Regions from separate parts of the Mus musculus genome. Here region 1 is linked to region 2. The links are chromatin loops, found by intact Hi-C in ENCODE. Cell type or tissue: gastrocnemius. All regions are shown on one strand. Links, peaks and the distances in the headings refer to the core of each region. The heading gives the core; the rest is flanking DNA. Region 1 overlaps Nhsl2 (NHS-like 2). Region 2 has its middle 24 kb from the start of 8030474K03Rik.

The links. Peaks named below come from ENCODE experiments on the same cell type or tissue, not always from the same donor. Only the 100,000 strongest peaks of a DNase experiment are listed, where the experiment ranks them.
Region 1: a loop joins it to region 2, with 2.3 times the contacts of the local background. A loop is called at or near these places in 12 of 42 quality-filtered maps.

The regions. Positions count from the first base shown.
Region 1 is chrX:101,921,496-101,933,814 of GRCm38, reverse strand. All of the region lies in intron 1 of Nhsl2 (NHS-like 2), which reads right to left. Among named protein-coding and RNA genes, the nearest start is that of Gm25828, 15 kb to the right of the region's middle. In gastrocnemius, for the core only: no CTCF peak of the experiment used is centred there; DNase peaks (open chromatin) are centred at 3,317, 4,416 and 6,325.
Region 2 is chrX:101,812,548-101,824,866 of GRCm38, reverse strand. It overlaps Gm3858 and the pseudogene H3f3a-ps1. Among named protein-coding and RNA genes, the nearest start is that of 8030474K03Rik, 24 kb to the right of the region's middle. In gastrocnemius, for the core only: a CTCF peak has its summit at 5,501 (motif pointing right); a DNase peak (open chromatin) is centred at 5,508.

The DNA.
Region 1 (12,319 bases), core at 2,776-10,775, 110 kb before region 2:
GATTCGAACATGCAAGAAGCAAGACGTTTGGAGAAACATGAAACAAAAGATGAGCTCCGGAGCCGGGAGGACTGGGACACTGCTCTCTTAACAGGAGGACCAAAGAAGCTTAGTTAGGAAGCAGTATGCCAAGTTCTCAATGGAGGGAGGGAGGGGGCTGCGCCAGAATCCGGAGGAAAGGCCAGGTAAAGGGAAGAGCACATGCAAAGGCCCTGGAGGCCACTGTGGCTGGAGCAATGACTAACCAGGAGCAGAATGTCAGCATATGGTCACACACGCAGGGGTGACAGTAACCTGAAAGAGAGAGTTATCAGAGAGGATTTGTGCCAAGGCAAGGGCCCATGTCAGGATCACACTAGCTGTGCTGTTGAGACGAGTAGAGAGGCGCCAGGGAGGAATCTACCAGAAGATTCCACAGGATGCTTGTAGATCCCACAGGCTGCAAGGTGAGAGGTGACACACAGGCCACAGGCCACAGGCCACAGAAGTGGTGGCATGTCATTTGGTTCCAGATCTATTTTGAAGGTGGAAACAACGTGACTTAAACGTGGAGGATGGGGGAAAAGAATTGAGGCCATTTGGTTTTGAGGAGTCGGAAAGCTCCGTTTAACATTAACCATGATAGGGAGAATTGGAGCAACGGTGGGAGACAAGGCCAGGTTTGCTTCTAAAATGTGTCACCTTTGTGATGCCCAATGGGGACTGAAGGTAGTTAGATGCTCACAGGAGCCAGCCCCCATGAGATGGTGAGCTGAGTTCAGGTGGCTGTAGTAGCAGCTTCCCACATCCCTCTTAGGTGATAGCACTGATGTGTTTTAGTAGGTGGGGCCCTTAGCTTCTTGACTGCTTTAAGGTAAGTAGCTTCTCCCCCTCATCTGTATGTTCTACTTCCACAGATTCAAAGCAAGGGAACCAGCCAACTATGGGCTGAAACCTCTTACATCATCTGCCCAAATAACCCTTTCCTTCTTATAAGTTGTTTATTACAAGCATTTGTCACAAAAAAGACAGAAGGCTCACCAGCATATCTTCACACCTCAGCACCCCCTACCCCCATCCCCAGTCTACAGGTCTAGATTGAGCAAGTCTAAGCACTGAGGATCTGGTTCCCCGGTGAGCACCTTTCCACTGTCCCTTCTATCCACCTGACACATTCAGGCCCCTAGTGTGGACCATCCAAAGCCAAGGTCAGACAGACCCGTCCCTGCCTGCCCTGTAGCCTTTCAGCTGGCTCCCTGCTGCCTTCAGAGGGAAAATGGCCAGGATGCACATCATGGCCCACCAGGCCCCAAAAGATTCGCCTCACTTCCTGCCGCTCCCAGCTCTCCATTCCTTTACACACCCATCACAGGGCTGCCCGCCAACGCCTGAGCATGCCATTGCCTTCCAGAATGCTCGGCATCTGCCCAAGGTTTCTCAGGCCAGGAAAGCCCTGTGTGTTCCTCAGCTGGGTTCTCTTCACTTTCATCCTGTTGGTCCTGGCGATGTCTCCTTCCTCTATTTCCAGCCTCAGGGCTGCCCCTCTCAGGGAGCTCTTCTCTGCTTCTCTCCCCAATAGACTAGCTATTTCTTAAAGGCAAGTATTGTTTTTTTATTTCTTCATCTATGCAACCCAGCACTGCCCTTGCCAATGAAGTTAATGAAGGTTTGTTGAAAGCCAGGCCTGATGGTGTGTGGCAGTAATCCCATCCACACATGAGGCCGAAGTGGGATGATCGTTGGGTCCAGAAGTTCAAGACCAACTTATACAACACACTGCTTTTATTCACCCTTTCCTTTGCTTTCCTTTGCTTTCAAAACAATCTCACTACATAACCCAGGCTGGCTTCAAACTTGCAACCCTCTTGCCTCAGCCTCCCCAGTGCTAGGACTACAGGTATATGTGAGACATGGTCTCTTTATAAAGTTAATTGAATGAATGAATAAATCAATGAATAAATATTCAACTGCATTTCAGTAGCAACACTAAGGATTGAATTAAAAAGTGCTTATTTGGGGCTGGTGAGATGGTTCAGTGGGTAAGAGCACTGACTGCTCTTCCAAAGGTCCTGAGTTCAAATTCCAGCAACCACATGGTGGCTTACAACCACCTGTAGTGAGATCTGATACCCTATTTTGCTGCATCTGAAGACAGCTACAGTGTACTTACTTATAATAATAAATAAATAAAATATTTTTTTAAAAAGGTTTTTTTTTTAAAGTGCTGATTTGTCTCAAGGAGCAGGGTTTAGAAGACCAAGAAAACAACTGGGGACAGGAGTGATAGCTTAGTGCTTACGAGTCCTTGCTGACTTCCAGAGGACCTAAGTCCACACTGGGGTGAGGGATGACTCATAATGTCCTGTAACTCCAGCTCCAGAGGATCTGATGCCCTTTTTGGGCCTCTTTGGGCACCCATACACACAGGGCATACTCTCCCCTACATTCACATAAATAAAAAATGTTTAAAGAAGAAAACAGTTCACTAAGCAAAAAGAATTCTCAGGGATGTGCGACCGAGTGCTGCTTTTCCCATCAGTCACCAACTGGCAGCACGGAGGTTGAATATGGCTCACAGATGCTTCGGGTTTGGCCTTCTTTCCCCTGCACAGTGTTTTCAAAAGTAATGTGAGGAGACTGGTGTTGTGGCTGCTCATACCACAAGCTGTCTCAGACTTGGCCGGCTCCTATTCAAATGCTACTTGCCAGGGCTGGGCTGGAGAGTGTGGTCCTGTATGCATCTGGTAGCATCCCCAGGCCAGGGCCCACTTGCTGGACCAAAGGCTTGCTGCTTAAAGGATGCTTGTCCTTAAATCACTCACATAGGACCCTCATAGAATGGATACCTTCACCATGGAGGTCTGGCCAGTTGCCTAGCAGCCAAAAGGATGAAGGGCCAAGTGCTGGCTAGCTTCTGTATCAAACCTTCTCAGGTATCCCTAGTAGGAAGTGATGGGAAAGATGGGCAGACTGCAGAGCCCGGGATTTCTCTGAACCCTTAGTGTGCTCTGAACTCTTAGTACTGAAAAGAAACAGTAGAGATCCCAGAATCCCTCACATAGCTCCTATCTCAGCAAGCAACTACATCCCAGCAAGCCACCTGGCCAGGCAGTGATAATATAGGCTTAGCTACAGAGGACCAGGTATATGTATGTCTGCAACTAAGATCTAGCTTCATGAACTGTCCGCACTCAGAGCCCCAGGAGGCCCTGAATGCACCAAGAATGGCACAGTTTGGTGTGTGGGTTTCTGTGGCTTCCGTTGAGCAAACTGCAAGTTAGCTGGAGGAGGCAAGGAAACCTCAGGGGGTCTGCCACTGCCAGACACAGGTCTGGTTGCCAGTTCCTGCTGCTCCTACCTATCTGACACTGGGCTCTCTGGCCTTGTCCCTAGCCATGCCGTCAGTGCCAGAGCGTTCTGGTTTCAAGCTGTTCAGAAGAAATCCACATGCCACAGCTACAGAGAGGTTCCCCAAACATGTCTCAAACATACACACATATACACATCGCACAACCCCAGTCATCCTCCAGTCGTGTTCCATCTCCACATATCCACCCTCCTTCATCTTCCCAATCTTTGGTCTTGGCCACGACTGAGCCTCGCCCAGCCAGCACCTATCATCCTTTAGCACCTGTGAAGCCTGACAGCCCCCACCATCTGAGTGCCCATTCCTTTTTGTGGGCCTCAATCCCAAGTGTATCACTCAGTGCCTGGTTGACATGAGTGGGCTGTAGTCACACAAAAGAAACCGTGCCCGAGAAGCATGTCAAAACATTTCCCCGGGACTTCGCAATGTGTGCCGTGAAGTTGCTTTGCAAAGTTTACCTTTTCCATTCTAGTTAATGTTGCCAAAGAGGACTATGGGAAACTTGTCTCCTTGAATTCATAAGCAAGCAGAGTAGGAAAGAACCGGGTTAGGGAGGCCAAGCATCAGTCTCCTTCCCTGGGAAGCACCCTGGAGTTGCTTCAGACCCATGAGACAGCTTAGTCAGACATGTGGGCCTTTCCCTTTTGCCACCCCTCTCTCCCATCCCTTTCCTAGCCACCATTTTGAAGCCCATGACTACCCACATGCAGGGTACTGGCCACTGTGATTCCCCAAAAGGACAGTCCTTCTCCAGCATTCATGCCAAGTTTAGGGCAGCTCTAACACAGTGTGTGCACTGCGGCTGTAGCTATCAGCAGTTCTGCTTTCCACCCAGTGCCTGACTATGGCTCCTGACGGGCCCACACACTCACCAGCATCTACTCAGTTCTCAGCCCTTCTTACCCAGATGCTGCCCCAAAAGAGTTGGGCTCCGTTGCTGCTGGAGCCGAGCTGCTGCCTTCCAGTTGCTGCTGTGTCTGTCTAACATCTCTAAGGGAGCTGTGCCCTGCTGGCCTATGGCCAGGCTGATTTGCAGCTCATGCAGCCCTTGGGACTGGTTAATGCCAAGGAACCAGTGGGGGAAATGCTTCCCTCATCTCCCTGTGCCCTCTGTGTGTGGCTCTGTGGAGTCCCTCCATAGATTGGGCCATATCCAGCACACACTCCCATTCAATACCCTGTCCTAGAGAGTACCCTGCCAGGCAACTTGGGCTAAATCCATACTTTGTGCTTCCAACCAATGCCCTCTGTATGCCCAGCTGGCTGCCAATGGCACACTGTGCTTGGTCCTTTCTGCACTGTAGACGGGCACCACTTGTGCTTGGGTATCTAAAAACAATCACTTTCAATGGAATATCATCTCCCTGTGCAGCTGACCACACAAGTCAGAAATACTACTGTTCTTTCCTGGGCTGTTTCAGGAAGCACGGTCAGTCGTGCCTGGCTGCTGGCTACTAGATGGCATTGCAAACCGCTTAAGCAAAGCACTAGCACGTTTCCTTTCAAAGCAGGTTAAACAAAATTCCAGCGTGCCAGAGTTAAAAGGGGGAGTAAACACAGTCTAATCCCAGCAGCACAAATGTAAATGCTTTCAGGCACTGAACAGCAAATGAAAATGATGGGGTGCGTCAGGGGAGGGGGGAAACAGGCTGGCACACTACACAACTAGAGCATGCATGTGCTGGACACAGGCATTTCAAATGGATTTCGTGTGTTCATCAACAAACACCTCTGTGGGCCACTCTGTCCTGAGTGTAAATTTGAGACTCTTGTGGAAGATTAGAAGCTCAGAAAATCAGAAGATTTATCCAAGGCTACTCATTCAGCCAGTGAAAGAGTCCCCTGCATAGCTATTTATCAAAATAAGTCAAATGACAGCTCTTTTACACACAAAGCCATGCAAGGTATTTTTTATGATCTTATTCGTAACACTGGGATGGAACCCATGGCCTTCCGTGTGGTAGATAAAGCACTCTACCACTGAGGCATAATCTAGTCCACGATGTCCTTGTCACACTCACCCTTTCGTGCTAACAAGTCCTGACCCTGTTACGTCCTAAGAAATCTCTGCAGCCCTAGTCCTAACCTGTACCGACATAGCTCGTCTGTCTTCAGGGAGCTCTCTATCCACCAGAGGATGCCAACAACTGGGCCAGGACTGGCTGAGTTCTTTGAACGGAGGCATTTGGATTTTATGATGTAAGATGCAGAGTAACCTTGGGAAAGTCCTCAGACAGCTGTTCTGTATGCAGATCCATCTCGCAGTGGTAACGAGATGAACTGGGGTCAGGCAGCAGGGTGGGAGGACTTTGGAGGTACGGTGCAGGTGGTAAGCCAGGGACCAAGAAGAAGGGCTGAAGCAAGGACGTGGAAAGACTGGGATGCAGGTAAGGTGGGTGGCAGGGGGGATGCCTAGAGTCTCAACAGAGGAAGAACCCTGGTTGTCCAGGGTTGAGGGAAGCAGATGGGTGTGGATATCCACATGCTTTTCTATGACAGTAGCATGAAGATGAATAAAAAGAAGCTAGATAGTTTTATTCTATCATGGCCTTTTCCACTCCGTATGGAAAACTGAGCCCAGGCCTTCTAACCTCTAGACTCTTATATGCCCGGAAGTGACCCCTGGGGGAATCCCACTCCGAGCCTCTGGTTGAAGTGGTCTGCCAATTTAACAGATACTAATCAAATAAATAACTAAAATACATTCTCCACCCCTGGCCTCTTTCTGTCCCCCACTCCAAAACAGCTCTGTGGGAAAGTTAGTTTGGGAATTTCCCACATGTGTCTATGACCGCAATGCCCGAGCAATGGTCTGAGTCAGCTATATAACCTTCAAAATTCAAAACTTGCTTCACATCCAGGCAGTATGACTGGGAGAGACATAGTGATGCTATCACATGGCCCCCAGTGTCACCTCAGACACCACCTGAGATTTCTGTGCTAGCCTCCAAAGGCCAAGCCCTAGGCCACAGGTAGAGAGGGAGGCCTGCCAAGGCATGCAGCTAAACTATCCATCTCAGCAAATGGCCCACTCCTTCCATCCCATGCCAGTGCAATTGCCTTCAGTTTCCTCTTAAGTTGCCCTTTCCTGTGCCCTCTGGTGAACGAGCCAAAATCGTTATGGGGTTCAAAAAAAAAAAAAAAAAGATAATGACTTTCAGTCCAAACTTTGGTCATAGAAAAGGAACTCAAAATGTTGTAAATGAAAGCGAAGCTGGAGGAATCATGGGCCTCTGGGAAAAGGATTGGGACTTTGTAGTTCAACTTTGGTTCAAATCCAGCTTGGGTCCCTACCAGATTTGTGGTTTGCTCACAGTTTTCTCACGTCTCAGATCACAATGATGTGATTCCCTTTTCAGGATTGCCACAAGGATTAAATAAGATGTATGCACAGCTCCTGACACTAGTGGATGCTCAGGAAAAACTAGCTCCATCCTTCATGTCTACTTTTAAGACCAAGTGCTTTTGAAAATTAGAACTAGGCAGGAGGGGTAGCTCACCCCTGAAATCCTGGCACTCAGGAGGTGGAAGCAGGAGAATCAGGAGTTCAAGGACATCCTTGGCTATATAGTAGGTTTGAGGCCAACCTGGACTACTGGAAACTTTATCTCGTAAACACTAGAATAAAATAAAATAAGAACCAAATGTGTTACTAAATGCTCCCTAGTGAGAGTTGGATGGAGAGAGAAAGGTACAGAGAAGGGGACCAGCATCTTATCTCATCAAGCAGGGGTTGAAAGGCAATTGATAACCAATGACAGGGACATAAAGGTGTTAGGATACTACAAACACTACTAGGGATGAAGAATGATGACAAATGATGCAATGGCATTACCTCCTCAGCCAGCTGGGCAGAAGTCAACAGATTGCTCCAAATGGTAAAGGAAAGAACAACAGTTGAAGAGGTTTATCTAGAAAAATGAAGAACTAAAATGTATAGCCTTGAAGAAACTTGGCTTGAAAAAGGCGGAAGAAAAAGGTTTGGTACCAGCTTCTTGCCATTGAGAAAATGGTCTAAACGCTAAGAGTGAGGCATAGTGGGGAGGTCTTAAGGCCATGCAGGAAGTGTTCTTGAAGGAGTTGTGAGACCCTTTTCTCTTCCTTTGTTTCCTTGACTTCTGACCATTCATGAGCTCCTTGGCTTTGCCCTGCACCCCTGCCATGTTTGACTGCCACAGGCCCTCAATAGTGAGGCCAATTGATCAAAGACACAACACCAAAACCATGCAGGGAAATAAATAAATGAATGATTGAATGAATGAATGAATAAATAAATAAATAAATAAATAAATAAATCTTTTTTGCTTTGTAAGTTGATTATCACATATATGTGTTGTAGCGATTGAAAACACATACCATCTAGTCAACCAATTAAAGTATATAATTCAGTGGACTTCAGTATGTTCAGAACTGTGTGGTCCTCTCACAATTTAACTTTAATATGCAAGGAAACCCCAAATTTATTTGTTAGTGCTCTATTTCCTTTCTCCTTTAGTCACTAGAAACCACTAGTCTATTCTGTCTCTATGGATTTGCCTCACCTGAGCACGTCTCATAAATGGAATCACTAAAAACCTGGAGGCTCTCCCTCAAACCTGGAGGCTCTCCCTCTGGCTTCTTCCACTTAGCACAATGTTTCTAAAGTTCGTTCATGTTACAGCACATATCTTTAATTCATTGGGGAGGGGGCTCTTTGTTGAGTTTAAGACAAGGTCTCATTCTGGTTTTGAGGCTGACCTTGAGCTCACTATATAGCCCAGGCTGGTCTCAAATTCATTGCTCTCTTCAGCCTCCTTTGTGCTGAGATTTAGCTATGTGTCACCATGTCTGACTTACTTCATTCCTTATAACTGAGTTCCATCATGTGGATTTGCTTCTCCACTCACATACCAAAGGAAATTTGTGCGATTTTCACTTTCTAGCTGTTATGCATGAGCACTATGAATATTTATGTAAAAGTTCTTATGTGAACACATACATTTATTTCTCTGGTATATCTACATGGAGAGTATCTAGATTATATGGTAACCTGGGTCATATGATTAATTTTTTTTCGGGGAAAAAACTGGGCTGTTTCTTACAGAGACTGCATTATTTCACATTCCTGTCAACAATGTCTGAGAGTGCTAATTGCTCCATATCTCTATCAACACTTTTTATTATCTATCTACTAGATTACCTCCATCCTGGGCTGGGCTGGGCTGGGCTGGGCTGGGGATGTGGTTCAACCATAGAGCTCCTGCTTAATGTGCACACGGCCCCAGGTTTAAACCCCAGTACCACAAAACCAAAAACAACACACAAAAAATCACAGTTGTCTTTTTCTCCTCTTCTCTCTTCACCTGTGCCCTTTCTCTCCTTCTCTCTCCCTCCCCTACCCCCTCTTTTCCCATAGTGACTTCCCTAGCCTTGGTCCTTGGGGCCAGTGAAGTCACCTACCAAAGAGCAGCTTCTTAATAAACCTGCCTGTAATATAATCTTGTGTGTGTGAAAGTGTGTGTGTGTGTGTGTGTGTGTGTGTGTGTGTGTGTGTGAGAGAGAGAGAGAGAGAGAGAGAGAGAGAGAGAGAGAGAGACCATAGTCATCTTATTAGGTGTGAGGTGGTACCTCATGTGGTTAAGACTCAAGTTTCTCAGCGGGCGGTGGTGGCGCACGCCTTTAATCCCAGCACTTGGGAGGCAGAGGCAGGTGGATTTCTGAGTTCGAGGCCAGCCAGGACAGCCAGGGCTACACAGAGAAACCCTGTCTCGAAAAACAAAAACAAACAGACAAACAAACAAACAAAAAGACTCAAGTTTCTCTCAAGGAAAATGATGTTGAATGTTTTGGGTTTTTTCGTGTTTGTTGCTCATTTGTGGATCTACTTTGAGTACAGACTATTTGGAATTTTTCTATTTTAAGCTGGTCATTTCTTTTATAGGTGTTTTGCTCGCATATATATATGTCTGTGTACCCTGTGTGTGCCTGGTACCTGTGGGGGCCAGAAGAGGGCATCAGAGACCCTGGAACTGGAGTTACAGAAGATTGTAGCTCAGGTTAACCTTCCATTTATGATTCTTCTGCTGTAGCCTGTCAACTGCTGGGATGATGGGCACGGGCCACCAACACTTAAACTAAACATATACATTCTTCTGAAACAAGATCTCATCATGTTGATGAGTAAGTGCCAGGCTGGTGTGGTATTTGCTCTGTACTCCAGTGTGGCCCCAAACTCTGCCTCCCTTTTCTTGCTAAGTGCTAGGATTATAAATAAATAAATAAATAAATAAGTAAATATGCACTACTGCTCTTGGCTTATACCTAATTTTAAAAGCAAGATTTAAAAATTAAAGTAAACTAATTGCAAAAGATGGTTTTGATCATGACATTTCTGCATACCCATAGACTGTTAATCACATTTGCCCCTCAGTATCCTATTTTATCTCTTTTCTCCACTCCCTAGATTATATCTTAATAGTCGTACTCTATTTTCATTTTGTCTTTATCTAGATTCCATATATGAGAGAAAAATATGTCACTCTCATCTTTCTGGGTTTGCCTTATTTCACTAAAGTGAAGATCGGGCGTTTCAGCCTTTGTCCTGCAAATAAATGACTTTCTTTTTCACGGCTGGATAATATTCCACTGTGTATATACACCAATTTTATTTTTATTTTAGTCACAGGACCTCATTGAGTGGATCAGACTTGCCTTCAACTCACTCTACAGCTCAGCTAGGTTTTGATCCTGTGCCATCTAGAGGCGTTTTTCTTACCCCTTAACTGTTTCTCTTCTGGGGTGAGTTAGCATTTTGGGAAGAAGCTTTCCACTTTGTTCATTGGGACAGTGGTCTGTAGTTTTGTTTTCGATGTGTCTTAAGATGCTTTGTTTTTATTCAGAATAATGAATGAGTCTGGAAGGATTCTTTCTTCCCCTTCATTTTTTTTTGAGTCATTTAAGTAAACTTGGTGTTAATTCTTTTAAAAGTCTGGAAGAATTCAGAAGTGAAAGAAGCCATCCGGCCGTGGGCTTTTCTTTGTTAGGAGAGCATCTCACTTTTCTCATTGTGGCCTTTGAAGCACATTTTTTTTCCTTTTGACAAAGTTCAATGTATCTAATTTTTTCTTTGTCACTTGCGCCTTTGGTGTCATATCTAAGAAGTCTATGCCAACTCAAGGTTATGAAGATTTAGGCTACCTTCTAAAACTTTAAAAGCTCTAGTTCTTACATGTGCATCTTTGATCAAGCCATTCTGAGTTAACTTTTGTACCTTTTACTCTGCCCCTCCCCTTCACATTCTTCTTCTTTTTACTTCTGGGATCCACACCCTGGTTACAGTGAAGAATGGAATCTACCTCTAGGTGGAGATGTGTTCTTGATTCCTCCCTTAAGAGCTAATTCAGTCAGTCAGGTCAAGAACACACCTAAGGCACCACTTTTAGAATGATGGGTTGGTTCACCATAAGGTGGTGTACCTTTCCTTTCTAGGATTCTCACCCTGCCTCAGGAAGGTGTAACTATTTTTTTTCTCTACTGTCTTTTCTTTTGGACGTTGGCCAGAGACCAAGTATGTCTTTAAACTCCCTGGTACTTTGGGCTTCCTTACTCTTTCTTTAAAGCTCCTCTCCCTAACATGTGGCTGCCCATTGTCACAGGTTGATCCCCATGCCAGTGCATTCTCAAATGACTGCTCCCCCCCCCCAATTCACTTCTCCACACTCCCCCCAAGGGCAGTTGTGAGATTTGAAGCTTGCCTACACTGGGATTTTCCTTTTAAGCTCCCTAACGCTTTGAGCTTCTTTACTCTTCTCTCCCTGTCACATGGCTGACCTCTATGTCAGCTTATCTCAAAGGCCATGACTTTTCCCCCTTTTCTTTTCCATTCTCCTCCTCCAGGCAAATGCAAGATTTACAGTTTCTCTGACCTGGGGCTTTTCTTTTAAAACTCTGATAAACTGTTCTTGAGCTTCCATTTGAATTCATTTTCAAATTTTTTTATTAACACAATTTCAAAAGGAGACTCTGACTTCCCTGGAATCATATGTTAGTCCCACCAAGACTTCCCAACATTTCCAGTAACACTTCTTTATTGCCCTTTAATGAGTTAATCAGCAGAGAAAATGAACTTGCTCCAGCATCATTAGACAGCATTATTTGGGTACTGGGATTAGATGAAATCATGATTCATAAAACCAGGAAATGTCATTGATTAGGACTCTGTTGGTACCTACCTACTGTGGTGGTTTGAATAACGATGTTTCCCATAGGCTCTGGCATCTAGATATTTGACCCCCCCGCCCCCGAGTTGGTGGCACTGTATGGTGAGGTGTGATCTTGTTGGAGGAATTACATCACTAAAGGTGTGCTGTGTGGTTTCAAATGTCTCCATATTCCCAGTTCACATTCTCTGTTTCTTGCTTATAGTTGGAGATGTGAGTTCTCAGTTCTTAGCTTCCAGCTTCAATCACCATTGTCGGTCCACGATGCCATGCTGTTTCAATCATTGTGGACACCTAACCCTCTGGAATCACAAGCCCAAATAATCCCTTCCTTCTGTATTTGCCTTGGTCATGGTGTTTTGTAACAGCAATAGAAAAGAAACACAGTAAACCTTCAAAGTGAGACGTAAACTTGTCTATGATACAGATCTCTCTCTCTCTCTCTCTCTCTCTCTCTCTCTCTCTCTCTCTCTCTGAGATAAGTTCTCAATATATCCCAGGTTGTTCTGGAACGCCCAGGCTACCCTTGAATTCTCAGCAATCTTCCTGACTTGGGTCCCCAAGTGCTAGGAATGCAGATGTGAGCCACCATGCTGAGCTACCTTTAGTGGGGTACTGAAATGGGTCACCCTGAACCAGTAACCTTCCAGAAATGGGAACTGAGTAACTGTGGGAGGTGTTCTTTCTACTACTTTCAGATATTTTTATTAGTTTAATTGTATGTGTATGTGTGATCCTTTTCTGGTGTGTCTGTATTTGAGCATAGCATGCTCAC
Region 2 (12,319 bases), core at 1,513-9,512:
CACGTTTGGCATGGATAGCACACAGATTGGTATCTTCAAAAAGACCAACCAGATAGGCCTCACTTGCCTCCTGCAAAGCACCAATAGCTGCACTCTGGAAGCGCAGATCTGTTTTGAAGTCCTGAGCAATTTCTCGCACCAGACGCTGAAAGGGAAGCTTGCGGATCAGAAGTTCAGTGGACTTCTGATAGCGTCTGATTTCACGGAGTGCCACAGTACCAGGCCTGTAACGATGAGGTTTCTTCACCCCTCCAGTAGAGGGCGCACTCTTGCGAGCGGCTTTTGTAGCCAGTTTTTTCCTGGGTGCTTTACCACCGGTGGATTTGTGGGCAGTCTGCTTTGTACGAGCCATGGTATGGACACCTCCTTACTTACCCCCCTTCTCCTTCGGCTGGAGCTCGGCAAGCGAGAGGCGGCGCTGGCGTTGGAGAGCGGTGGCGGCCATAACCCTATTTTTAAAATGGGGAACACAGCTAAACAGTAAATTCTCAAATGAGGAAACTCAAAGAGCTGAGAAGCACCTAAAGAAATGTGCAATATCCTTAGTATCAGGGAAATGCAAATCAAAACGACCCTGAAATTCCATCTCACACCAGTCAGAATGGCTAAAATCAAAAACTCAGGTGACAGCAGGTGCTGGCAAGGATGTGGAGAAAGAGGAACACTCCTCCATTGCTGGTGGGATTGCAAGCTGGTACAACCAATGTGGAAATCAGTTTGGAGTTTCCTCAGAAAATTGGACATAGTTCGACTAGAAGATCCAGCAATACCACTCCTGGGCATATACCCAGAAGATACTCCAACATGTACTAAGGACACATGCTTCACTATGTTCATAGCCTCCATATTTATAATAGCCAGAAGCTGGAAAGAACCCAGATGCCCCTCAACAGAGGAATGGATATAGAAAATGTGGCACATTTACACAATGGAGTACTACTCAGCTATTAAAACAATGACTTCATGAAATTCACAGGCAAATGGATGGAACTTGAAAATATCTTGAGTGAGGTAACTCAGTCACAAAGGAACAAACACAGTATGTACTCACTGATAAGTGGATATTAGCCCAAGAGTTCGGAATACCCAAGATTCAATTCACAGACCTAAAAAGAAGGAAAGCCTAAGAAGAAGGAAGACCAAGATGCTTCAGTGCTTCTTAGAAAGGTGAACAAAATACTCACAGGAGGAAATATGGAGACAAAGTGTGGAGCAGAAACTGAAGGAAAGGCCGTTTCAGAGACTGCCCCACCTGGGGATCCACCCCATATACAGCCACCAAACCGGGACATTATTGTGGATGCTGGGAAATGCTTGCTGATGGAAGGCTGATATGGCTGTCTCCTGAGAGGCTCTGGTAGAGCCTGACAAATACAGAGGCAGAAGCTCAAAGCCAACCATTGGACTGAGCTCAGAGGTCCCCAATGGAGGAGTTGGAGAAGTGACTAAAGGAGCTGAAGGGGGTTGAAGTCCCATGGAGGGAAGGAACAGTGTCAACAGGCCAGACCGCCCCTCCACTCCCAGAGCTCCCGGGAACTGGACCACCAAACAAAGAATACACATGGAGGGACCCATGGCTCCAGCCACATATGTGGCAAAGGATGGCCTAGTCCGGCATCATGGAAGGAGAGGCTCTTGAGCCTGAGGGGGTACGATGTCCCAGTGTAGGGGAATACCAGAGCAGGAAGATGGGAGTGAGTGTGTGGGGGAGCACTTTCATAGAGACACGGGGAGGAGGGGGCTTCTGAGGGGGGAGACATGGAAAGGGGAAAACATTTGAAATGTTTTATTGAATTTATTTATATTTAAAGCATTTGAAATGTTTTATTGAATTTATTTATAGAAAGAAAGAAAGGAAGGAAGAAAGAAAGAAAGAGAGAGAGAGAGAGAGAGAGAGAGAGAGAGAGAAAGGGAGGGAGGGAGAGAGAGAGAGAGAGAGCAAGCAAGCAGCAATAAGTAGTTACCGAAACCTAAGAGATGTCTTGACATGGATGTAAGTTTTATCTGAGTGCTTAGAAAATTGTAAGGCATCTAGTGAATGTGATGTGATTTGTGTTCCTCTGATCCTGCTAACTTACCCACCCAAGGCACTGCCCTCTTCTAGCTTCGCCTCCCACCTCAGAAGAGGGCAGACTACAAGCTTGAGCCTCACCTACCCGTTAAAGCTGTTTTGTGTTTGCAAACCTGGTATGTGAACACTGACTTCAGTTTGAAGCTTCACAATCAGTGACACTAAATGTTTTGGTTCTATACCAAGGAGATTCCCTCCTCACTGTCTTAACTCGGGGTGAGGGTGGGATGGGGTCTGGTAGAAGTGGGAAAATTGCAACCTCCCAACACAGTGTTATGGGTACATGGCTGCTTACAATCATAGTTGCCATCTCTGTAGCCTGTGGCTCACAATCTTCTATGTTTCTGCCCCTTCTTCGGAGCACTGATCAGTGGCCATGGGCTTCTCTGCCCAATGTCCTGTTGAGCAGGAGGTCTGTCTATGGAACAAAGGTTCCCAAACCCTTTCTATGTTGAATGCTCCACAGGTGTCATGACACTGAATCTTCACAAGTCCGTGGCCTATGTGTGGTTATTTTCTCCACTTTGCACTTTTACATGGGGAAGAGTCTCAGAGGGTGCAGGTCTCCTTCCATGGTAGGTGTCTGGCCAGAGGAGGCAGACTGAACCACAACCTCAAGGTTCCACCCACATAACCACACCTCCCACCCAATCCCATTTCCTCACACCCCCAATGCCCCCACACCCATCCATAGGCTTAGACTAGCCAGGATAAGAATTCCAAACAACCAAGAATCCTTATTCTTATTGGCTAGGGTCTGTAAGATGGCCCAACAAGGATCGATCTGATTGGTTGAGGATAGGCCAATGAGAAGGCCACATGAGGACACCAAGGCACTAGAAGGTTCTCCTTGTTTGTGTTTAGAGCTAGTGTGGGTGGTGTCTATAGTGACGGTATCTCTGAAGGCCCAGCTAGTCTAGGTGAGACTAGGGTATCCCTTGAACCTACAGGCCAGACCATGTAGACTAGCACTGAAAATATGAGCTGCAATAAGGAGGGGGCAGTTGAAGAAGTAAGTTTAGACCCTGAGGATGGGGAAGCTACTAACACCTGTTTGGATGGCCCCTGCTCACTGCAGGATCTCAACCTGGACCCTGATATGGGATCTCACATAAGTGAGAATGAGGTCAAGACTGAGGACAACTCTGAGTTTGACTCAGGGTCCAAGCTACAGGCACTAGAATCGGGAATGGTGGACCTCCAGGATCACGGAGAGCAGCCCGTCTCGTCAGCCAGAGACGAAGGGGATCTTATGGACTGCTTGCCTCCTGACAGTAACAAGGTTGAGGATAAGGTGCAACAGCCAACCGACCAAATGAGCCAGGATGTTAGAAGCCACTCATCCCCAAAAAGCTGTGCCACCCAACAGTCTACTACTTGGGCAGATACAGTGGCAGACTGCAGCAGAAGAAACAGGCTGGGCAAGAGGTTGGGAGATGTAAAGCAGGCTTCTATGGCCCCAGTCCAACACTGTGGGCCCAAAGGAGGCAGGGCCTGCAGGACAAAAAAGAAAAAGAAAGTCATCAAGAGTAAGAAAACAATCCCTGAGGATATCCAAGACCCAGCGTCTGACCCCGACTCATCATCAGATGAATATAATGAGATGCATGTGATGAGGGTGACCATTTGCTTCAAGAATGGAGGACATATCATAACTGGCAATGCTATGGCTCCTGAAGACAAAACCAGAAAAAGAAATGTCCAACTCAGGGGCAATTTTCATCATATGACTGGCTCTCTGCGTATGTCTGCTCCCAAGGGCCATATGTTGGGCATAGGAAAGCTAGGGGCCTCTTGTTCTAACAGAAAAGCATCTGTGTTCAGAGGCAAGGAACAGAGTAGGCCTCCTTACCCAGGAGCTGCTGTGGGTGTGCTGAGGAAGGCCAGTCCTAAAAAGAAATCAGCCCAGGAGAAGAAACCCCTACAGGATATCCCAAGAGCCACTGGGCGAAGACCTGTCCCACTGTGGGGGCAGAGACCCAAGGCAGCTCCTGTGGAAGTACCCACCTTTCCTCCAATAAACAGCGTCCCTACACTTGAGAGTTCTAAGAAGCATGACACAACACCCCTAGAGGCCACCGAATTTACACATGGTACATCCAGAAAGAGAGCAGTAGCAAAGAATACAAGGGAAACCCTGCCAGTGGCCAGAGAAGACAGGGGCCTTGAGTGTAAAGACACCATGAAGAATTCGACAGTGATGACCCAAACATCAGAGTCCTCCAAGGTTAAGGAAATTGACCATGCCCAAGTAAGTAGACTAACCTTCTTCCTCCTCTCACCCTGGCCTTTCCCTCCCCAGCATATACATTTTCACTGCTGCCCCTGCCCCTGCCCCTGCCCCTGCCCCTGCCCCTGCCCCTGCCCCTGCCCCTGCCCCTGCCCATGCCCATGCCTTGGCTTGGGAAGTTGTCAGTGGACACTCATCCTGATTAGGATGTCTAGTGTGGAGTCCTGGTGGTAAGTAAGGGTGGATATCAAGGGAGCCTCAGTTAGGGGTTGCTTCCTGTTCCCTTCCCTGTGCATTTCCTCTCTCTAACCAGGTCTGGGGAGGGAAATGTGTCTGGCTGTCAGTTTGGGTGGTTGCTGTCCAGAGAGCCCCTACAGTGTGGGCTGAACAACTTGAGCATGTAGCCAGTCCTGAGGGCCTCCTGGCTCCTCCCTGGCTCCTCCCCAAGGAAGCCAGGCCAGGACCTGAGGCTTTTCAGTGTCTGTGGGCTCCTTCCTGGCTGAGCTCTGCCTCCTGAGCTGAGGGTGACTGAGGACAGGAGGTGCAGAAGGGATGAGCCTCCCAAGCCTCCATTTTGTTACCCCCTTTCCCTCAGCCCCTCAACAACATATACTCAGTGATAAGTATTTTGTGTGTGAGGTTCCACCACACAGGGCAGAGCAGCCTTCCGTGTGCATGCATCGTGGAGAAATGAGCAGTGGAGACTCCAACACCAGAGCCCCTCAAGTTCCAGCAGATTCCCAGCTTGTGGCCCCGAGCCAGGGAGGCACCGGCACCAGCCCCAGCCCCAGCCCCAGCCCCAGCCCCAGAGCATCTGCACCCCATGGTGAGTCTTTGGGGTTTGAGAGCAGTGGGGGAGAGGAGAGACACTTCAGGTTCTGTCGCTGGGGATTTGGAGCCTTGTTTCTGGCCTTCCCTCTCTAGGCACAGCCCACAGGAGACTGGGCATAGGCAGGCCATGTTCTCAAAAAGTGGGATTGTGCTTTAAACAGTGGGACAACTCTTAACTCTTAGAAGCTGACTTACAGCACCCAAATCCTTTTCTGGTGCTGGGCTCCTCTCAGGTCCTGGCTGTGGGTATGGCCCTACTAATGCCAACCCAGGGCCAAATTGCTAGGGCCCACAGAGCCTCCTTCTCTGGCCAACAGGAAAGCCAGAGCTAGGTGGAGCTGAGGAACCAAGAAATACAAGTTGCTTCCAGCAGAGGGTGATATTGCCTCATTTTAGACCTCCCCAGACCCTTCCCACCTGGATCCCAGGCCTGGGTGCTGCATACTGTGTTCTCTTTCAGGTGACCAAGATCGATCTGTGGTTCCCCCACTCCCTGTTGGGGAGAAGCAGCATCAAGCACCAGGGATACTGGGATGTCAGCAGGTAAAGCTTCCTTAGCTCCTAGAAATGACAGCCCTAGATAGATAATAAGCCGAGTGCCCAAACTAGCTTTGCTCCTGTGCCCACTCACTCCCCACACTCCAAAGAGAGAGGGTACCTCCTTTTTGCTCAGGATTCTGAGTTAGTCTTGCCACAGGACTGTGGGGGTGGGATCTATAAGGACGGGGAAGAATGTAAATGGAGCAGAGAGGAGGCCAAGACATTGAATGCTAATCTTTTTCCCCCTCCTTTGTCTTCTGGGTTAGTGTACTTTGCTTGAGAAAGAAGCATGCAGGCTGAGAAAACAACTAGGTACAGCTGACCTTGGGCAGGGATGGGTGAGGGCAGGGGCAGAGGGAGGTATTCGGGTACTGGGACCTAGGGAAGACTAGCCTACCTGTGGGAAGGCAATGCCAAGCAAGTCAGACCATGAGTCCTCTGTACATTGACAGTTAGGGCATGCACCAAGAACTGTGTATGTCTGCTCTCCCACATGCTCTGCCAAGTGCCTGCCCACACTGTTGTCCTGTAGAGGACATTTCCACATGGAGTTCAGTAATGGGTGGAGGCATCAATTCCAGGGCTTTTTGGAAATGGGCTGAGAGGCAAATTGCTGGTTAGGGATTCTCTGTGGTTAGAAGTGGGAAGGGTGGTTGAATCCTCTGTGTGTGTGTGTGTGTGTGTGTGTGTGTGTGTGTGTGTGTGTGTGTCTGGAATACCCATTTGTGCCTCCTGTGTTTCAGCGGTCATTCGGGCCCTCAACAAAAGGTTCCAGAATCTTTGAAGCGAATGTTCTGCTATCCACAGTCCTTTCCACGGAAACCTGGGCCTGGCCTGACTATTCTGCCTGAATGCTTGGACCCAGAATCCCTTAAGGAGAGGACAGACTACTCCGACCCAGGATCCCAAAGCTGTCCCTGCTTATTCCTTTTCCTTATTCTACAGCCAGAGCCACCTTTATGCCCCTGTTTTTGCCCCATGTGTCCCGGTAACAGATATTGCACGTAAAAGTAGTTTCCCTGTGTTTTGTTCTTTCTGCTTTTGTGGAAGCTGGGGTACAGAAATGGATGGGGAACTGTTCCTTTAACCTGGGCTAAGCACTTCTGCTTCTGAGCAGGTGCCTTGCACTCAAGTTTAGCCCTGTGCACTGGGTTTGGATTCTGTGAGGTGAGGCCTGGCCCACCCAACATTTCCACCCTTCCACACTGTCTCTGTCCCTTCCCTGACTGCTCTCCTTCTCTGGGACAGTCATAGGACCCATTTTTGCCTGCTGTTCCTTGAATTCAACAGGAACTTCTGAGCCCTTACTTAGGACTAAAAGGGGTGTCTTATCTTATGGATCATTTCAGCAGACATTAAGGTATCATTTGGATTGATCTTATCTCTTCCCTGGGCTCCATCCTTTCTGGCTCATCCTCTCTTAGCATCACACTAGGGGAGGACCCAACATTTGCACATTATTCTTAGGCTGCTGCATAGTTTCCATATCCTCTGATTATCCCTGATCCAAAATCACCCTGGTGGGCAGAGGAGCACAACAGAGCTGGAGGAACGCACTATGGGGACATGGGTTGGAGGGAAACAAGTTCACCTGTTCACCTCTGGAGCTGAAGATGGTGGTGGGAGTCTGTAAGTGGCTCCACTGAGCCAACCTGGAGGGACTGCTCACTAGCAGCTTAATGGAGGGTCAGGGACCAGAGCCACCACATCCTCTCATCCTGACCAGCCAACTGCCTTTCTCCTGCTCTCATTGATTGCTAAGACGATGCATCCACTCATGCAACGATGGCAGCCGCATGCAGCTTTTGACTTCCTGTGTGGTACAAGTTTTTCTGGAGGTGATACTTATCCCCAGGTCTGCCACTTGAGGTCACAGGACCTCTACCTGAGCCCCATGTTCTGAAGTTACCATCACAGACAGTTGGGAGGTTTTTGTGCCTTGAGCCAGGTCCCAAAACCAGGCAAGACCAACACCAGGAGAGGGAGACCATGCCTGACACTGCCTGAATGGCCCAGAGACCTAGGATAGAAACAAACATGACTGGAAAAGAAATAGTCAATAAAATGATTCCTAATTATATTCTGCTATACGCATAGATTAATGACGAACCCAACCGTCATCAGAGAGGCTTTATCACAGTCAAACTTTAGGTTGGGCTCCAGGAACTGCACAGAAGAGGGACAGGCAGCGGGGAGGAAGGATTATAGGAATCAGAGAGGCTGAGGATATCTGGAGAACACAGCCCACAGAACCAACTAAGTTCATAGGGACTCATAGACACTGAAGTAACAATCAGGGAAGCTGCATGAATCTGAGCTAGATCATCTGCCTGTATGTTGTATAGCTTGGTGTCCTTGTGTAACACCTAACAGTGGGAGTGGGGCTGTCTCTGACTGTTTTGCCTGTTCTTGGGTCCTTTTCCTCCTACCGTCTTATTCTAACGGATATTGAATATTATTTCAAGGTGTTTTATAGATGTTATTCTATCTCTCAGTATAGTTAACATGGAAGGAAGGGTGTGACACACACACAGTGAAAACCTGTGTGACATTGAAGCTGCTTGTGGAGCCAAAGAACTACTTGATATTTTCTAGCCACAAGACAGCAGATTTAAGGGCATCTAATCTTTAAAGGTTTTGTTGTTTGTTTGTTTGTTTGTTTGTTTGTTTAGACAGGGTGTTACTATTTACTTTGGCTGTCTTGGAACTCAATATGTAGACCAGGCTGGCCCCAACCTCACAGCCACCTGTCTCTGCCTCCCAAATGCTATAATTGAAGCTGTGGGCCACCATACTCAGCCCTCTTTTAAAGATTTATTGTTCAGTATGGTGGTTTGATTGAAAATGGCCCCCACAGGCTCACAAGCAGTGGTACTATTGGGAGGTGTGGCTTTGTTGGAGTAGGTGTGGCCTTGTTGGAGGAAGTATGTCACTGGTGGAGGGAGGCTTTAAGGTTTTAGAAGCACCAGCCAGGCCCACTGTCACTCATTCTTCCTGCTACCTGCTGATCCAGATGTAGAACTCTAAGCTACCTCTCCAGCACATTGCAGCCTGTATGCTGCCATGATCCTGCCATGATGATAATGGACTAAATATCTGAATTGTAAGCCAGTCTTAATTAAATTCTTTCCTTTATAAGAGTTGCCTTAGTCATGGTATCTCCTCACAGCAATAGAAATCCTAATTAAGACAATCAGTATGGGTTTGTTTTTGTAACTCACTAACAGTATTTTAAAGATAGGAATTTATAGTTATTGCAGTTTGAATAGGCCCACTGCTGTGTGGCAGCATTGCAACAATGGCTATGGCAGATATAATAGTGACAATCATCATTCCAATGACTTTTTGTACATATATATCCAAGGGCATAATTACATTATTATTATAAAGTAGATCCCCCATGACATGGGTGAGCCAGATTAACAAGAATCTAGGCAGGGACTTGCTGCCTAAGAATTAATATAGAAGAAATTTTCAACTTTGTGACATTGTGTTGAGTTAGGCAAGGTGTGAGTCATCTAAGGGACAGAGTCACAGTATAATGAGAAGTTTGGTAAGTGGGGTGAGAATTAGAAGTGACAGCTAGAATATAAGGTTTGGAAGTATAGATCATAACATGAGTCTCACTTTTGTTCCCATAGCCAGCTGTGCCCCCATTTTAGAGGGCTAGTACGTTCCCTTCTCTAGCAACCTAGGAAAAAGAGGAAGTGTCAAACACCAGGGCAGATTTGAGTAGAATAGTAGAAAGGTTTTGTGGGGATGGTGCATAGGTCCAGCAAACCCTGGCTCCCAATGTAGCATGTTAAGGCATGGCATACTCCCGTGATTTAACACTAGAAGGAATCAAATTTAGATTACCAGGCTGCCAATTTTCTAACACTTTTTGTTTGTTTGTTCTTTTGTTTTTCAAGACAGGCTTTCTCTGTGTAGCCCTGGCTATCCTAGAACTTACTCTATAGACCATGCTGTCCTTGAACTAAGAGATTTGCTTGTCTCTGCCTCTGCTTCTGTCTCTGCTTCTGCCTCCTTAGTGCTGGGATTAAAGGTGTGTGCCACCACCACCTGGCTCTAACACTTCTTCAGGTAATATTTCTTATTCATAGTTAGGTGAGTACAAATATCCAAAACAGGAATAGGATAAGAGTGCTCTTTTAGGATTGAGTGAAGGCATTTAGGCTTTGTTTTTATGGAACTGGGGTAACCAGGGAACCTAATTGCCTGACTAAAGTATAGATGGATTATATCTATCATCTGGTCTTAGGATTTATTTTGATATAGGAGATTCATATTCCATTGTGGTTACCCATAAGTGCAAAACAGACTTGATATGGTAGGAAGACACATAGGGACATCTGTAGAGTAAAATATACCTATTTTTTTCCCAAGGGAACCCATGGAATTTGTTTAGAGGAACCTGTAAATAATCTTGTAACTGGATAAGGGGGCCATATGGAAAAAGATAGTATTTCCAGTGGCCACTGTGTTTAGCAGAGTTTCAAGTTCAGGCTAGATCATTGGTCTAATATTGGGCCTGTCATATGTGATTGTCCTCTGAGATGAGCAAGTGTCATTTGGAGACATTCAGCTATGTCCCCTTGCACAAGATCACCCCAGCTGTGCTTCTTGACAGTTTGTCCCCCAACCCAGTATCCAACTGTTCCCTACAAATTGATAACTCCAAACATGGCCTGGAGGAGGGGACAGTGTATACAAAGGCCAGGGCTTCATTTTTGTGGCTATGGGAAAGCCCTCATTCTTTCTGGGTTAGCCTTTAGGTGAAGAGTACCCACACCACCTTAAGTAACCTCTCACATATGCTCTGAAAGGAAGCCTAATAACCCATTGCCTCCTGTTATTGTTATTCTTCTATTGCTTTCATAATATGCTAAGACCAAGGCAACATAAAGAAGAAAGGATCCATTTGGGGCTTACTATTTCAGAGAGGTGCAGTCCATGATTGTTGGAACAAAGGCATGAGGGCTAGAAGAGCTGAGAGTTTACATTTTGATGCACATGTAGCAGGCAGAGAGAGAAAATGACAAACTAAAAATGATTTGAGTCTTTTGAAACCTCAAAGTCTGCCCCCAGGGACATACTTCCTCCCAATCTTTCCCAAATAGTTCCACCAACTGAGGACCAAGGACTCAAACATATGAGCATTTTGGAGCCATTGTCACTCAAACCACCACAGTTCCCCCAGAGTGAACATGGGGGAATCGAGCCTTAGTTTGCTGTTGGGGCCTTTGAAGGAGGAGTAGACTTTACTTACTTCTCCCCTGGGAAGGGATTTTAGCCATAGGGCCCCAGTATCTGTGTAAAGCTAAAGCAAGAGGAGACAGGAAAGTAAAGAGAGTTCAGTGGATTACCTTATGGAATTGAGAGAGGTTGTAGCAATCGTAGCAAAAAAAAAAAAAAAAAAAAGATCTTTCCAGGATTTTTTTCAGACCCACTGTTCTGAAATTTCTGATACACTGATCAGGTTTTGGACACTTGTCCATATCAATAGCGGGTAGGAGGCTGAAGTTATTGGTAGTATTCACATCATCTTGCAGAAGTAAATCCCTGGCAATGGAGTTTTCAACATGAGGTTGAAGTTCAGGAGAGGGCCTGGGTCCCTCTTCTGTTGTTCAGTTGTTGTCTTCTGGGGCCACCTCATTGTACAGCTTTATGAGTAATGCTGGGATCCAGGGAGGGTCTGGAGGAGAAAGCATAGATGTGGAGCCTTGGCCCCAATAATGAAGGGAACAGGACCCAGCCATTGGTTGGGCCCTTGAGAAATTTTATATAAAATCACAGGTTGGGGTAAAAACTTCTTGCTTCTTGTGATGTTGCTTCTTGCTTTTTTCTTCAGGTGTTGGGAAGGCATGAGGTGGAATTAAGAGGAACAGTTTTAAAAGTCTTAAGTATAAATTGTTTTGGCAACTTGCTCCTGAACAGTTGATACTTTACCCCCTTTTTTGTTTATGTATTTGATTCTTGAGTAATAAATCAAATTAATTAGTTCAATTAAGGCTTATACTTGGGAGTTATAGAGAATTCCACAAGTGATATGAATTTCCCAATGCTGACAGGAAATGATAAATGTTTTAGATACATAATCAGGATCACTGTCTGTTTTCATCTATTTTGGGACTCCCATTATAGAGAAAACAGTCAGTATGTATCTGCAAACAGCTCAAGCAGACTCATGTGTTTGAGCAGCTGGAGCAGGCTCCTGTGTTTTGAAACACTGAGCAGTAGTTTAAATAAAGCCTGAGAGGGAATCAACACAAACATGAGCAGATTTAAAATTACCAAAGGCATGTATGCAAGTCACCTCCGTTTGTCAAAGATCATTAGGATGAAGAGCATGGGGGTTAACTCCTTGGGATGGTAGGACCCAGCAACTGGCAGTTGGTCAGTGACTGGACAGTTTGTTGAGTTTGTACCCTTGATTACTGGGATTGTTTTGGTAAAGCTTCAGCTCCTTCACGAAAAAAAGGAATGAGAAGCAGTAGCCTCTTGAAAAAAGGACACGACAAGGTGGTTAGTATGATGATTTCTTTCTGTGATGGGGCCAGGTAATTCTGGGTGAACTCAAATGTGCCAAATAAAAACAGAATGAGGAGGCTTTGAATGGAGGTAAATACTGATAACATGAAAGGCTC